Regions from separate parts of the Homo sapiens genome. Here all the other regions are linked to region 2. Evidence: chromatin contacts called from ENCODE Hi-C or POLR2A ChIA-PET data. All regions are on one chromosome and are shown on one strand. The core of a region is the stretch at or near the end of the contact, and the rest is flanking DNA. Distances in the headings are between cores, read along the strand shown. Region 1 has its middle 13 kb from the start of SMOX. Region 2 has its middle 34 kb from the start of TMEM230. Region 3 has its middle 58 kb from the start of SHLD1.

Region 1 (2,800 bases), core at 22-2,521, 940 kb after region 2:
CTAACTCCTTCATGAGGAATCACAGCACCACCGGACAAGGTGCCTCCTAATGTCGCCCCTCCGGCATCTCCCTTTCTGCTTCTTACTCCTCCCCTGACCCTGTGAGCAGCTGCAGGCCGCGTGCTCAGCCTCAGTCAGATCTTTTCCGAGCCCTGAGCCATGCCAGGCAGGCTGGGGCATCCGTGTCAACAGCACAGGAGATGACCTCGGCCCAGCTGCCAATCCCACAGCATCCCAAACATCAACTCCAGTAGGGCAGCCTGACCTGGTCATGGCTATGTGTATGCCTGTGTGTGTGTCAGCGCCCTGGTTCCCACTCCACCCTGTGGGGGTCCTGGTGGATGGCCTCGCTGGCCACAACCCACTGGGTCAGCAACAAGTAAACAGGATGGACCGATGGCTGCTCCAAAAGCAGATGCCACTCACTATCTAAACAGGAAGGAAACGCTCAACCCATGGGAAGGCTGCCTCCATGCTCTCAGTGATGCAAGAGAGAGGGAAGGAGGAGAGAAAAGAGAAGGGGGAGGAGAGGAATGGAGAAGAGCAAAGGCAAAGAAGTAGTGAAGGAGTCAGGGAGAAGAAAGCAGGGCAAAATTGAGGACATCACAAAACCAAGGTCTTGGGCTACTGTTCCCACCAGGTGCCCTGCGCCCTCCAGGTCCTGCTCCTCGCCAAGCTTCCCTGCCTCCCACTTATCGCTCCGGCCCTGCCCCTGGCCAGCCCACCCCATATCTGACCTCCTGCCCCTCACCCCACCTTCCTCCACTCTCCTGCTATGCCCTGCCCCTGCTACAGCTTGTCCTAGAAATCCTCAAGGATAAACCCACCCCCAGGGTTCCCTTCCTTTTGCACAGAAAAGTTCCAGAGGGCTGGGCTTATCTTCTCTCCTTTGGGGCAGCTATGATATCAGAGGATACACAATTTCTCCATTTTCAAATAGGGACACTGAGCCCTCCATTGGTCCACCCAAGGCCGCCAGCAAATGAGGAACAAATCTAGCCTTTCAGCTTCTGTCCTCTTTCCTGATCCACTTATTGCTGATCTTTCTTGGTTTGCCTCCCCTGGTCTCGAAGGTAACTGTGCCTTGATGGGAGCATCCCAGAGCTGGTGACTCAGGTAGGGGGAGGCTGGGGCCGCCAACTTCCTGGGAGGAGCTGTTAGTTACCCATTAAATAGACCATCCTCTGAGTCACTGGAAGGACTGGGAAATCCTGGAGGTTGGGAGAGGCTGAGTCATCTTTGTCTTTATTTCAGCAGAGAAGAAAAAGGCCTCCCACAGAGAATGGCCAAGCCAGGTCACTGCTATTTCCCAACAGAAATGAAAACTGGAATTGAGCCATGTGGAAAGATGGACCAGGCCACAAGAAGGTCTTCGGGACAACCCTGAAAGAGGTGACCCAGGGAGACAGAGTCCAGGGTCCTTTCAAATCACTGCTGGCAGGAGCAAAGATCAAGATAGGTGAAACCTGATATTCAAATGCAGGCGTGGAAAAAGAATAGGTACATTGAAGTGTGTTGTTTGTCTTGATAAATAATCCTTCATTAGAAAGATTCAGAGTTCCTCTGAATGGCATTCCATGCTTGGAAATTTCCAGGGTTTACTTATAGTTCTGTCCCTGGCGAAGAGAGAAGACACCCCTGGAGCTCATACCACATGAACTTCTGCCTCCTCGAAGAACTGAAGCCATTCTCATCCAGACGTTTTGGGTCATCTGCATGCGCTGGGCTCCTTCGCCCTAGTTCAGTGCTTCTCAAACTTTCAGAATCACCTGGAGAGCTTGTGAAAAACAGATGGCTGAGCCCCGCCCGCGGAGTTTCGGATCCAGTAGGTTTGGGGTGGTGCCCCACGGTTTGCATTTCTTAGTTTCCTGGTGATGCCGATGCTGCTCGCCCATCAAGCTCACTTTGAGAATCACTGATGGAGTTAGACCCACCTACTACGCTCTCTGCACACACCCCAGAGAGCTCTCAGAGAGAGAGCGCTGCTGGGGAAATCACTCAACCCTGTCCTAGGGGCTGTCTGTCCCACCCTGCTGTCCCTTCTGAGACACGGGAGGCATCCTGCTCCTAGCAAAAGCCATTCACTCCACTGTGCCCCTCCTCCTTCAGTTCTCCCTCCTCTCCTGTTTCTTCCATCTCTCCCTGTCTCATGGACTGTTCCCATAAAAATACACACATTTTCCAGCCGCTCTCATCTAAACAAAACAAGGTTACCCTAACCTCCTTATCTGCCTCCAGCGACCACGCCCCTCCTCCGTGATATTCACAGCAAACCTTCTTCAAGGCTTGTGGGTCCTTCCCATCCCCAGCTCCTTCCTTCCCAGCCCACTGCAGGCCAGCTTCCTTTTCCAGCACCTCCCACGTGGCCAAATCCGATGGTCCCCACCTCGCTCAATCTCTCAGAAACATCCAGTCCACTGACCGCTGCCTCCCTCTGGGAAGGCTTTCTGCTGTAGACGTCTCGGACCCTACACTCTCCCGGTTTTCCTCCTGCCTCACGGGACAATGCTCCTCTGAATGTGGGAGGGCCCCTCTTGGTCCTGACTGCCTCCCCTTCCCCACACTCTCGCTAGCCCCATGGCTTCAACGTGGTGTCTGCTGAATCTACGTCTAGAGCCCTGGTCACTCGCTAGAGCTTGGATTTTTATCAAACTACCTCCTGAGCACCTCAAACTTAACATGGCCAAAATAAAATTCTTGATTTCTTCTGCCCAACATGTGTGTGTGTGCATGTAGTAAAAGATACAAAGCACAACATTTATCATTTTAATCTTTCGTGAGACAGGGTCTCGCTCTGTTG
Region 2 (2,748 bases), core at 214-2,713:
CATTTAGGAACATTGTCTCATTCACAATAACTATAAAACAAAATACTTGAAGATCAAATTAATAGAAAGTTACTGAAGATAGTAACCCAGCTTTTATTAGTTTTATAAAATAATCTTCTTAAGTATCTCAGTAAGATGTAATGATTTTTTTCAAACAAACAAAAACTATGCAGTTTTTTAAACTAAAAATACAAAAGTTAGCCAGGTATGGGGGTGCATACCTGTAGTCCCAGCTACTCGGGAAGCTGAGGCAGGAGGATCACCTCAGCCTGGGAGGCAGAGGTTGCAGTGAGCCAGGATCGCACCTCTGCACTCCAGCCTGGACAACAGAGCAAGACCCTGTCTCAAAAAAGAAAGGAGAGAGAGAAAATAAGGCTTTCCAATTTTTTTTTCTTCTTTTTTAAAAATTTCAGTGAATTTCAGTCGTGAGTGACCATTCTCCCAGGAGATGGAAAGATTATTTCATTACACTAGTAAAAGCTGGGTGCAGTGGCATGCACCTGTAGTCCCAGCTGAGGTGGGAAGATGACTTGAGCTCAGGAGTTGGAGGCTGTAGTGATCTATGATTGTGCCATTGCACTCCAGCCTCGGTGACAGAGCAAGCTGTCTCTAAAAACAAAACAAAAACCTAAAGTCTCAATATTATAAAGAAATGCAAATTCATCTACAAATGCAATTCCATTCTAATCAAAATCACATAGAAGGAGTGGGGGAATTCAACAAAGTGGTTCTGAAATCTATCTAGAAATAAAAGATTAATATAATAGCCAAGGAAAAGTCAAAGGGGAAACTTGAGAATACTTAACCTCTTTGATATTAAATGACATTACAAATCAGGCATGCTGTCTTGTGCCTGTAGTCCCGCTACTCAGAAGGCTGAGGCAGGAGGATTCCTTGAACCCAGGAGATCAAGGCCAGCCTGGGCAACATGGCAAGACCCTGTCTCTAAAACAATAAAATAAAATGGCATTATAAACCTACAGAAATTAAAACAGGGTGATTCTGCATAGGCATTGAAAGAAAAATCAATGGAACAGAAACACTATGCAAAAAGAGTCACAAATATCAGCAAAATTTTGTATGTGATAAATGGGCAATTAAAATCACCAGAGAAAGGATAGCTTGTTTAATAAATAGTGTTGGAATAACTAATTAACAAATGTAGGCTGGGCCCATTGGTGCATGCTTGTAGTCCCAGCTACTTGGAAGGCTGAGGCAGGAGGATTGCTCGAGGCCAGGAGGTTGAGGCTGCAGGGAACCATGATCACACCACTGCAGTCCAGCCTGGGCAACAGAGCAAGAGTCTGTGTCTCAAAAAAACACACCAAAAGACAAGTGGCCCAGTTCTGTGGGCTCATGTTTGGATTGAACTTCCTCATCTCTTAAAGGAGGGCGTCGCCACATGACTTGCCTTGGCGAGGAAATGTGAGTTCAAGCAATATGTGTCATTTCTGAGTAGCGGCTCTAACCGCCAGTTTCACTTTCCCTCTGCCACGGTCCTAGAGTGATCGTGATGCACAACAGAGCCCCGCGTTGACCCATAATGAACACAAAGTGCGAGAGTGAAGTACACCTTTGTTGTGTTAAGCCACTAGATTTGGGGGTTTCTGTCATGCAGCATATCCCAGCCTACCCTGGATGATACAGTCTCTATCTCATACTTCACACCTGTTAGAGGAAAAACAAGTCACCCCAGGAAATTAGAAACATGAATGATTAGCATTTGCTGGGAGTATCTGTGCTTCCAAAGAGGGTGATAGGGAGAAGCCATTGTTTATTCAACAGAGTGAAGGACCGGCTACATAACTTGTAACTTGTGGGGCCCAGTGCCAAATGAAAATGCGCAGTCCCTTGTTTAAAAACTGATTAAAAACTTCAAGAGGGTGACAGCAGAGCATTAAATCAAGCACAGAGTCCCTCTAAGCATGGGTCCCTGGGCGTCTACACAGGTCACACACCCAGGAAATCATGAAGCATCTTTGGCTGTGTCTAATTGACATGTCTGCATCCTCCCTTTTCTCCTGAGCCAGTTTCTACTGCTCTGCCTCAGATTATACTTCCATGGGGCAGTGAGGTTGATGTCTGTGTGTCATTCATGAAGTGTTGATACAAATATCACCTCAGTGAAGCTAAGCCCCCAGGCCCCATGCTACTTATCTCTGATCCTGATTCATTTTTCTCCTTAATACTCACTACCATCATAGTATATATTTCACAAATTTATCTTACTTACAAGTATTTCCCCTAGTAAGATGGAATCCACAAGGGCACAGATTTTTTTTTTTTTAGTTGAGTCTTGCTCTCTTGCCCAGGTTGGAGTGCGCTGTTGCAATCTCAGCTCACTGCAACCTCTGCCTCCCAGGTTCAAGTGATTCTCCTGCCTCAACTACCCAAGTAGCTGGGACTACAGGCGCCTGCCACCACACCCTGCTAATTTTTGTATTTTCAGTAGAGATGGAGTTTCACCATATTGGTCAAGCTGGTCTTGAACTCCTGACCTCAAGTGATCCACCCACCTCAGCCCCCCAAAGTGCTGGGATTACAGGTGTGCGCCACCATGCCCAGTTAATTTTTGTATTTTTAGTAGAGACGGGATTTTGCCATGTTGACCAGGCTGGTCTGGAACTCCTGACCTCAGGTGATCCACCCACCTCCCAAAATGTTGGGATTACAGGCGTCAGCCACCACACCAGGCCAAGGACCAGATTTTTGTCTATTTTGGTCACTGTGTAACCTCAACATTTAGGA
Region 3 (2,830 bases), core at 159-2,658, 610 kb before region 2:
CCGCCCACCTTTTTTGTGTGCAAAAAAAGGCTGGAGTGCAATGGTGCGATCTTGGCTCACTGCAACCTCCGTCTCCCAGGTTCAAGCGATTCTCCTGCCTCAGCCTCCTGAGTAGCTGGGATTACAGGCATGTGTCACTATGCCTGGCTAATTTTGTATTTTTACTAGAGACAGGGTTTCTCCATGTTGGTCAAGCTGGATTACAGGCAGGAGTCACCGTGCCCGGCCTCTCACTTTTTTTTTAATGGAGTCTTGCTCTGTCACCCAGGCTGGAGTACAGTGGTACAATCATAGCTCCCTACAGCCTCGAACTCCTGGGCTCAAGCAATCCTCCTGCCTCAGCCTCTTGAGTAGCTAGGACTACAGACACTCACTACTGTGCCTATTTTTTTTTAAATTATTATTATTTTGTAGAAATGGGGTCTTTCCTTGTTGCCCAGGCTGGTCTTGAACCCCTGGCCTCTCAAGTGTTCTTCCCTCGGCCTCCCAAAGCACTGAGATTACAAGTGTGAGCTGTGCTTGGTTCAGTCTGGGTGAGCCTACAATTGAAAATACCTCACAGGGTACCTCGAAGCTGCTACCCACCTTTCTGGCCTACTACTCCACTGGACCCCTTGTCTCCATGCACTCTTTGTGTGGGCATAGCCAACTAGCCAACATTCACCCACTGGTGGGACAACAACAGAAGTATTGCTTATCATTATTGAGGGCTGACCAGGTGCCATACTCTTTTAAAGCATAACCTAATTTAATCCTGTGGCTGGGCATGGTGGCTCATGCATGTAATCCCAGCACTTTGGGAGGCCAAGGTGGGTGGATCACCTGAGGTCAAGAGTTCGAGTGTAGCCTGGCCAACATGGTGAAACTCCATCTCTACTAAAAATACAAAACTTAGCCAGGCAGGGTGGTGGCGCGCGCCTGTAATCACAGTTACTTGGGAGGCTAAGGCAGGAAAATCGCTTGAACCCAGGAGGCAGAGGTTGCAGTGAGTGGAGATCACACCACTGCGCTCCAGCCTGGGCCACAGAGCGAGACTCTATCTCAAAAAATAAAATAAAATAAAATAAAATAAAATAAAATAAAATAAAATAAAATAAAATAATTTAATCCTTGTGACAGCACAATGAGGCAGGTCCTACCATAATTCCCATCATATAGCTGATGCTCAGAGCAGTGGAGTGACTTGCCTAAGGAGAATAAGCAGTGAGGAGTCAGAGTCAGGATTCAAACCTGTTTGTCCAACTCCAGATTCAAATCCTCTAGCCACTTCACAGAACTCTTTTGCTTGTTTTTGGGCCTCTGTGTGCATAACCATTTCCGTCTGCCTGCAACACCTGCTCTGGTCTCTGCCTGGTAAACCCTCACTCCCTTCAAATGCTGCCGGTGCTCCCCCTTCCCTTGGCCCCTTGGCCTCACTGGTTCAGTGCACACCAATCAGACTGCCAAGTGCTAGCACCTGCAACCTTTTGCCTGAGTGTTTTCTGAAACTGTTGGTGCCTGCTCTGCATACATACATCGAAGGGCTGAGTACTAGGGAATTAATGGCCCCAAAAGAGGCTCCCAACCAATATTGATGGAAGCAGATGCATAAATCCCCGTCCCTCCATCCCTCCCAGACAAAATCTACAGTTTCCCAGCATCCCCGAGAAGGATAAAGCTCCAGCTGCCTACAATGGTAACTTGCTTAATAAGTTTGGTGTTTTTTTTTTTTTTTTTTTGTAAACAAGGTCTGGCCCTGTCACCCAGGCTGGAGTGCAGTGGCGTGATCCCGGCTCACCACAGTCTTGACTTCCCAGGCTCAAGCAATCCTCCTACTTCAGCCTCCCAAGTAGCTGGGACTACAGGCATGCACCACCGCTCCCAGCTAATTTTTGTGTTTTTTGTACAGACGGGGTTTTGTCATGTTGCCCAGGCTGGTCTCTAATTCCTGAGCTCAAGTTATCAGTCCCCCTTGGCCTCCCAAAGTTCTGGTTCTGGGATGACAGGTGTGAGCCACCATGCCCAGCCTGATTCACTTTTTTTTTTTTTTTTTTTGAGATGGGGGTCTTGCTCTTGTCGCCCAGTCTGGAGTGCAATGGCACAATCTTGGCTCACTGCAACCTCTGCCTTTCCGGGTTCAGGCCATTCTCCCGACTCAGCCTCCGGAGTAGCTGGGATTACAGGCGCCCGCCACCATGCCCGGCTAATTTTTGTATTTTTAGTAGAGATGAGGTTTTGCCGTGTTGGCCAGGCTGGTCTCAAACTCCTGACCTCATGATCTGCCCACCTCAGCCTCCCAAAGTGCTGGGATTACGGGCATGAGCCACCGCACACACTTTTACTGACTTCTTTCCTTTTTTCTGTCTCACTCTGTCACTCCCTTACTGTTGATTCCTGGGAACATCACCCAAAACCATTGCTTGCACTGGAATCTCATCTCAGGCTCCACCTCTAGAGGACCCAAAGCATGCCTTCTCTGAGAAGCCTTCTTCACTTTCCCTAGCAGAGCTGGCTATTCCCTCTTCTGCCCATGGCCTGGGACACACTCCATGAAGGTCGTATTCACATTGGCTTGCAGTAGTTAGTTGACATGTCAGGGTGTAGGTTTCCTATTGCTGCTATAGCATTACTACAAATGGAGTGGCTTAAAGCAATTTCATTTATTGTCTCACAGTTCTGTAGGTCAGAGCCCCACTCTCAAAAACTCTGGCTCAACTGAGTCATCTGCTCAGGGCCCCAGAAAGCCTCACTCAAGGTGGTGACAGGGCTGGGTTCCCTACTGCAAGCTCTGGGGATGGATCCCCTTCAGGTGTTGGTCAAATTTAGTTCCTTGTGGTCGTAGGGCTGGCGT

What was found. A loop is a pair of places that touch in the nucleus more often than their neighbours do. ChIA-PET counts read pairs that join two places held with the same protein, here RNA polymerase II (POLR2A). Pooled maps may share reads with other maps.
Region 1: a loop to region 2 is called in a map with no recorded cell type, with 4 times the contacts of the local background. The contact joins two enhancer-like sites. A Hi-C loop is called at or near these places in 1 of 37 single-sample maps with no recorded cell type and 2 of 50 pooled maps. POLR2A ChIA-PET finds 5 or more read pairs at or near these places in 1 of 52 experiments (PC-9).
Region 3: a map with no recorded cell type shows a loop between it and region 2 (27-fold over the local background). The contact joins two enhancer-like sites. A Hi-C loop is called at or near these places in 4 of 37 single-sample maps with no recorded cell type and 4 of 50 pooled maps.

Annotation. Positions count from the first base shown.
Region 1 is chr20:4,134,147-4,136,946 of GRCh38, reverse strand. No RefSeq gene overlaps it. Among named protein-coding and RNA genes, the nearest start is that of SMOX, 13 kb to the left of the region's middle. RefSeq lists enhancers at 726-1,925, 1,234-2,033. Within about 2 kb of position 1,271, at least 7 of the 41 ENCODE cell types and tissues checked have a DNase peak (open chromatin) inside an H3K27ac peak, as active enhancers do.
Region 2 is chr20:5,077,371-5,080,118 of GRCh38, reverse strand. It overlaps a transcript of TMEM230 not described here. Among named protein-coding and RNA genes, the nearest start is that of TMEM230, 34 kb to the left of the region's middle. RefSeq lists an enhancer at 1,133-1,202. Within about 2 kb of position 1,463, at least 23 of the 41 ENCODE cell types and tissues checked have a DNase peak (open chromatin) inside an H3K27ac peak, as active enhancers do.
Region 3 is chr20:5,690,674-5,693,503 of GRCh38, reverse strand. No RefSeq gene overlaps it. Among named protein-coding and RNA genes, the nearest start is that of SHLD1, 58 kb to the left of the region's middle. Within about 2 kb of position 1,408, at least 2 of the 41 ENCODE cell types and tissues checked have a DNase peak (open chromatin) inside an H3K27ac peak, as active enhancers do.